2 separate regions of the Homo sapiens genome follow, and region 2 is linked to region 1. The links are chromatin loops, found by intact Hi-C in ENCODE. Cell type or tissue: mammary epithelial cell. All regions are shown on one strand. Links, peaks and the distances in the headings refer to the core of each region. The heading gives the core; the rest is flanking DNA.

The links. Hi-C counts contacts between places; a loop is a spot of excess contacts. Peaks named below come from ENCODE experiments on the same cell type or tissue, not always from the same donor. Only the 100,000 strongest peaks of a DNase experiment are listed, where the experiment ranks them.
Region 2: it touches region 1 in a loop (2.6-fold over the local background); 9 of 110 quality-filtered maps call a loop at or near these places.

The regions. Positions count from the first base shown.
Region 1 is chr6:33,699,630-33,702,608 of GRCh38, reverse strand. UQCC2 (ubiquinol-cytochrome c reductase complex assembly factor 2) reads left to right here. Exons shown (of 4, transcript NM_032340.4): 2 at 1,189-1,263; 3 at 2,096-2,165. Among named protein-coding and RNA genes, the nearest start is that of MIR3934, 3.0 kb to the right of the region's middle. In mammary epithelial cell, for the core only: a CTCF peak has its summit at 1,964 (motif pointing right); a DNase peak (open chromatin) is centred at 1,958.
Region 2 is chr6:33,413,829-33,416,442 of GRCh38, reverse strand. PHF1 (PHD finger protein 1) reads right to left here. Exons shown (of 15, transcript NM_024165.3): 7 at 2,612-2,614; 8 at 2,334-2,402; 9 at 2,077-2,200; 10 at 1,899-1,966; 11 at 1,614-1,718; 12 at 1,299-1,488; 13 at 1,114-1,208; 14 at 773-853; 15 at 4-633. The coding sequence ends at 345. CUTA (cutA divalent cation tolerance homolog) reads left to right here. Exons shown (of 6, transcript NM_001014840.2): 6 at 1. Among named protein-coding and RNA genes, the nearest start is that of CUTA, 3.0 kb to the left of the region's middle. In mammary epithelial cell, for the core only: a CTCF peak has its summit at 1,633 (motif pointing right); no DNase peak of the experiment used is centred there.

The sequences.
Region 1 (2,979 bases), core at 480-2,979:
GTATGCTGCCTGTCTCCCTGAGAAGGTCCAGCAGGGGCACTGCTGTCTCTGGCACCAGAGAATTGACTTACATCACCCTTTCTATGGCAAGGCCTCAGTGTTCTGGGCCATCTCCTTTCTAGCAGGACCTAACTGTGGTCCTGGCTTGGTTCTCCTCAGTTTACACATTTTATCTTAAATGTTGCCTTCTTCATGTTTCTTTCCTTCTTGTAGAGTTTCAGCAGCTCCCCACTTATCATAGATTGAGAACTCAGATGATTTTTTTTTTTTTTGCCTTTGCTAAAAGAATCTGTTGGTCTGAGGCCGGGCATGGTGGCTCATGCCTGTAACCCCAACACTCTGGGAGGCTGAGGCAGGTGGATCGCTTGAGGTCAGGAGTTCGAAACCAGCCTGGCCAGCATGGTGAAACCCTGTCTCTACTAAAAAATACAAAAATTAGCTGGGTGTGGTGGCACATGCCTTTAATCCCAGTTACTCAGGAGGCTGAGGCTGGAGAATTGCTTGAACCCAGGAGGCGGAGGTTGCAGTGAGCCAAGATTGCGCCACTGCACTCCAGCCTGGGCAATAGAGTGAGAGACTGTCTCAAAAAAAACAAAAGAATCTACTGGTCTGGCCTGAAGCATCCCACAGGATTCCTGCCTCCTCTTCCTTGCTGACGGCATCTCCTCCCCCAGGAAGGCCTGCCCTTCTCCCTTCTGCTTGCTGACCTTCTGCTTGCTGACCTTCTGCTGTGCTTCCTTCAGAACCTAGCATTGTCTCACTTCCATCATGCACTGACCACTTGAGCATGCGGGGACTCCCCCACTGAGTCCCTGTAGCCCACTCTGCCCAGCACCCCCTTTGTTAGGCACGCCTTTCCAACCTTACATTTCTATTGTGGCATCTCCCACTGCAGCTGGTGTCGTGGCTCACAAGTCACAGATGCTCAACAAATGCTTGTTTGCTGATTAATTGATCTGATTTTTCTGTAGGTTGGGGAGTTGATGAGGCAGAGCTATGCCTCCAAAAAGTAGTTTCTAATAGCAGAGCTGTAGTCCAGGTTTGCTTCCCGCAGAGTGGAGAAGCCAGTGCTAGCTGCAGGCCTGCTTCATGTGAACGCTTTATTAAGTATGGTCTTTCCTCAAGGTACAGACACTGTGGGAGGCAGGACTCCTTTGCTCACCTCCTTTGGGATTCTTTGCTTTTCAGGTTGCAGAGCCTGAGGCCTGTGATCAGATGTACGAGAGCTTAGCGCGACTCCATTCAAACTACTACAAACACAAGGTGAGTGGGCCACAGTCTTTTATATACCCAGCTTTCTGACGGGACAACTAATAAGAATGAGTGAAAATCTGATTAGGTAATGTTTTGTAAAGACTTGGCTTTGCTGCGTTCAAATGAAACCAGTAATTTCAACCAAGCCAACAGAGGTGCCTGGTAGAGGCTTTTAGGCCACCTAAATAAAAGCTATTTAAAATTGTGAATATAGGGAAGAAACAAAACCAATTATGAATAGAAGCCATGTATTTGATATGCCAGTGTGTGCTCCTGGGAATGTCTGACAGCCATTGGATTTATACCTATTTTCCCATCCACTCTGACGGAACTGACACCTCCCCACATTCTGGTGATAAAGATGGGATGATTGGGAAAGTGCCCTCCTTTTACGGAGCTGGGCCCAACATGATTACTGTCAAATTCCATTTAGAGTGGTTTTTCCCATACTTGAAAAATATGCTCATTAACTCCACAAACATTTGTGGCCATATGCCTATGTGGAAAATTGATTTTTTCTAAATCCTCCCTGCTAACATGTGATCCATGAGCAGCAGCATGGGCATCACCTGGGAACTGGTTAGAAATGCAGAATCAGGGGCCCCACCCATACCTGCGTTTTCCAGGGAGGACTCACGGGTACATTATAGTTGGAGCTGCCTCCTGGAGACTGTACTGGTTCTTGCGAGGCCAAGTCTTGACCTCGAGGTGGCGCTGCTCTTCTCCTTGCTAGGCCTCCTGGCCTCTGGTTGCCCAGGGCCTAGGTGAAATGCAGTTAGAGAGCAGGGCTTGTGTGCTGATCTCTCCCCTCCCTTCACTTCCTTTCTGCCCCGGTGACCAGTACCCTCGCCCCAGAGACACCAGCTTCAGTGGCCTGTCGTTGGAAGAGTACAAGCTGATCCTGTCCACAGGTAATGAAAGCACAGCTGCCTTTTCTCATTGGTTTGCAAATGATTCTGAGTTTGAGTGGCCAAGGGGAATTGTCTAAGAAGACAGTTTTGCTTGATGGAAAGTCTTGTAGAACAGCCCAGAGGAAATTCTGAAGCTACAGGGCGCATGCATTTTGACCATATACTGTGGAGAAGGTCAAAGGCGTTATTTAAAAAAGAAAATCTATCTTTAGGGCTTTTAAATTCAAGGCTGGGCATCAGGGAACAGAGGAATACCTATTTGCCAAATGGAAGTAGTTGAAATCAGGATGGAAGGAAAATAATTTTATTTTTATGGTCTTAAGAGGGCTTTATAAACAATGAAGGTTTTAATTAAAACAAAAAACCATTCAATAAACGTGTTTGGGGATATCCGCCTAAGAGTTATGTGACCCAGGGGACGTGGTCTGTGGGTTAGATATGAGTTTAACTAGGTATGTTTTAGAGTCATTGATAGACTCTGATTATCAAGAAAGGAAACATCCTGCCAAGCCCGTCCTTTCCTTACTTCCCTATCTCCATTGTCCCTAAGGAGGGGGGCCGGAGAGCCAGGGATGAAGTAGGCAGGTACTGGAAAATTACTATTTTTGTTGCCAAGTATATTATATACAAAAATAGGTTAACCTTTTCTGGGAGGGCATGGCCCTGACACATTTCCTTCTGGTATTCTAGAAATGTGTCTTTCCTCTTCTTCTGGCAGCCTTCAGCAACTTAAGTTTTGAGGATTTGGGCTTCTAGAAAACTCTCTTCTGAGATTAAAACCTGGTGGTGTCACCTGCTATTACATGTCAACTCT
Region 2 (2,614 bases), core at 115-2,614, 290 kb after region 1:
AGATTTGTTTATTTCTCTTTATTTCAATCATACAGAGTCCGGGATCCCTTATCATCCTCCCTCCTCAGTCTCTGCCCCCAGGGGTTAAATAATTTTAAAAAATATTTAAAAAGCTGTAACAAAATAACATCAAAGGAAATGGGAAGGATGGGAGGGGTCAGGAATCATGAAGGAGGGTAGAGAAGAGGGCCTCTTCCCCACTCCCCACTCTTGGATTCCAGCCTGGGCAGTAGGGAGAACTACCCCCTATCTCTCCAGGTACATCCCAGCTGTAGGTGAGGTCAGAGGTCAGGGTATGAAAGTGCCGGTGTGTGTGAATGGGGAGCTGGGCAGAGGCAGGCTGTTCAGAAGATGCCCCCTCCTCCCCACTCAACCAGGTACTGCACAGAGCCATCAGGCCGTACTCTCCGAGCAAGGACCCGGACAGGGTCCCCTCGGGACAGGTAACCAACCCCACCTCGGACTCCTCCCCCAGTCCCAGGAGACAAACTACGGCACAGGGGAGAAGGGGGTGCTGAGCGTCTAGGAAGACCTGGGGATGGGGATGAAACTGAGGAAGATGAGGCAGTCATCGAGTGGGGGGCACTTTTAGGGATGTCTGTGGGGAAACCAATGTGAAGTTCCAGGGGTGACCTAGGGAGAGAAGGCAATTGTAAGAAATGGGCAGAAATGGAGAGCACATGTGAATCAGAGAAACAGTGTTAGAGACTAAGAGCCTTGAGCACATAGAGGGGAAGAAGAGCATCACTGGTAATAGAAGACAGAATCTCACCTGTCTGGGGGTCCACTGTCCCCAGAGGTCCCTGCGGTGCTGGCAGAAGGGTGGAAGGAAGCAAACATCCGGATGGGGCTGCTGGGGTTGGAGTGGGGAAAGTCAGGACCTGAAGCAGGGGAACAGGACCTTCTCCCCCTGGGAAGTGCAGAGCTCAAACACTACCCCCAAGGGACTCCCTTCCCCAGAATACTGGCTACCAGACACTAGTTCTAGAAGTCGGTCTAGGCCAAGAAGTGGGTAGCCAAGGGGGAGAGGGAAAAGAATTCTGGGTGATAAAGTCCAGAAGATGTGAATAATTGGGAGCATATTTTGTGGGGGAGGGGCAGAGGAGCACTGACCTGGGCAGGCAGCGGGCATCTGTGGGCCGGAAGTTGTAGCCGCTGCTGCCCTGGTAACTCTGGTTAGGGCTGGGGGATGGTGGAGACACTGAGGCCTAGAAGAGGGGGCAAAGGACTGAGAGATAATCCTTGACTCCTTCCCACACCCCACCATTTGCTCCATCGGGTTCCCCCTGCTCCAGTACCTGCAGTGCCCTCTGCAGATGAGCCCGCTCCCTCTGCTCCTGGGGCTCGGGCTGATTGCGCACTGCTGAGGGTGGCCCCAGCTCCTCCACTTTCCCCTTCTGCCTCCTCCTCAGGGGCTCTGGCTCCGGCCTCCGGCGCTTCCCCAGGGGACGTGAGACCCCTCCCCCAGGGCCCTGCCCTGAAGGGAAGCTGTAAGAGGCCTCCTTATCCCCCCAGCCCCCTCCCGGACACCCCCAAGACCTCCCCATCTCTATACATATACCCCCCAGGACTAACACCCTGAGAATTTCCCCCATCCCCCCTGGACCAGTGACCTGGTGAGTGCTCCATCTCCAGTAGGGGGCTCCACAGGGGGAGGCATCCGAGCATGGAGACCAAACAAACATTTCCTCTTCTTAATCTCTCTCCCTGAAATGAAACTGGGGCAAGAAGAGAAATGATATAGGGTCAGTGCTGTAAAAAACGGTTCCTCCTTACGCCATTCCTCAATCCTTTTCAGTCACAGTCTTCCAGGTGGGTTGCAAGCCCCTCCCCTTCCAGGCTTCCACTCTCCATCTCTTTCCGAGCCTCATCCTTGCCTCCTCTTCCCTCCAACTCACCGGTCCTTGTGGCTGTTAAGAGCAGAGAGGAGCCTGGAAGAACGTTCTCCTTTGGGGGTGTCTGAAAGCTGGGAGAAATGAAGAAAAATGGGGCCAGGGGAGCAGTGATTTCTTCTCTTCCCCTTTCCGCTACATCTCCCTGTCCCATCCCAACCCCCAAAACTGCACTACCCCTTACCTCCCCCAGGAGCAAACTGTCCCAATTCTCAGAAGTGAAGGGGAGGATCTCACGATCAAAATCAAAGTATTTCTTCTTACAGCAAACACTGAGGTGATACAGGACAAGATGGGCCACATCCACCCTGGAAAAACAAAGTTTTCAAGACCACAGAGGCATTTTAAGAGCCAGGGGAGTCCTGAGGTGGGAGGTTGGGGCATATAGAGTGAAATACTGTGGTGTGGAGTTACACTGAGGTCATGCCCAATCCAGCTCACCAGCGAAGCTGTAGTCTCCGGACTTTCTCAGGGCCCCCGCGACACACACAGCATTCAAATTCATAGAACCTGGACATGGGCAAGAGGGAGCAAACACACTTACACAGGAAAACTGTGCCATCCCCTGGAAGACTCACAAGCAAGGACGGGGCAAACAGGTGAGGTAACGCTGCAGAGGTTGGGAAGAGACTGGAGTGGAGAAGGGCGTGGGAGAACTGAGGGTGGAACACGAAGAAAGAGGGCATCCTTGGCTCCTAGAGAGTCTGCCTTGGTCTCACCTG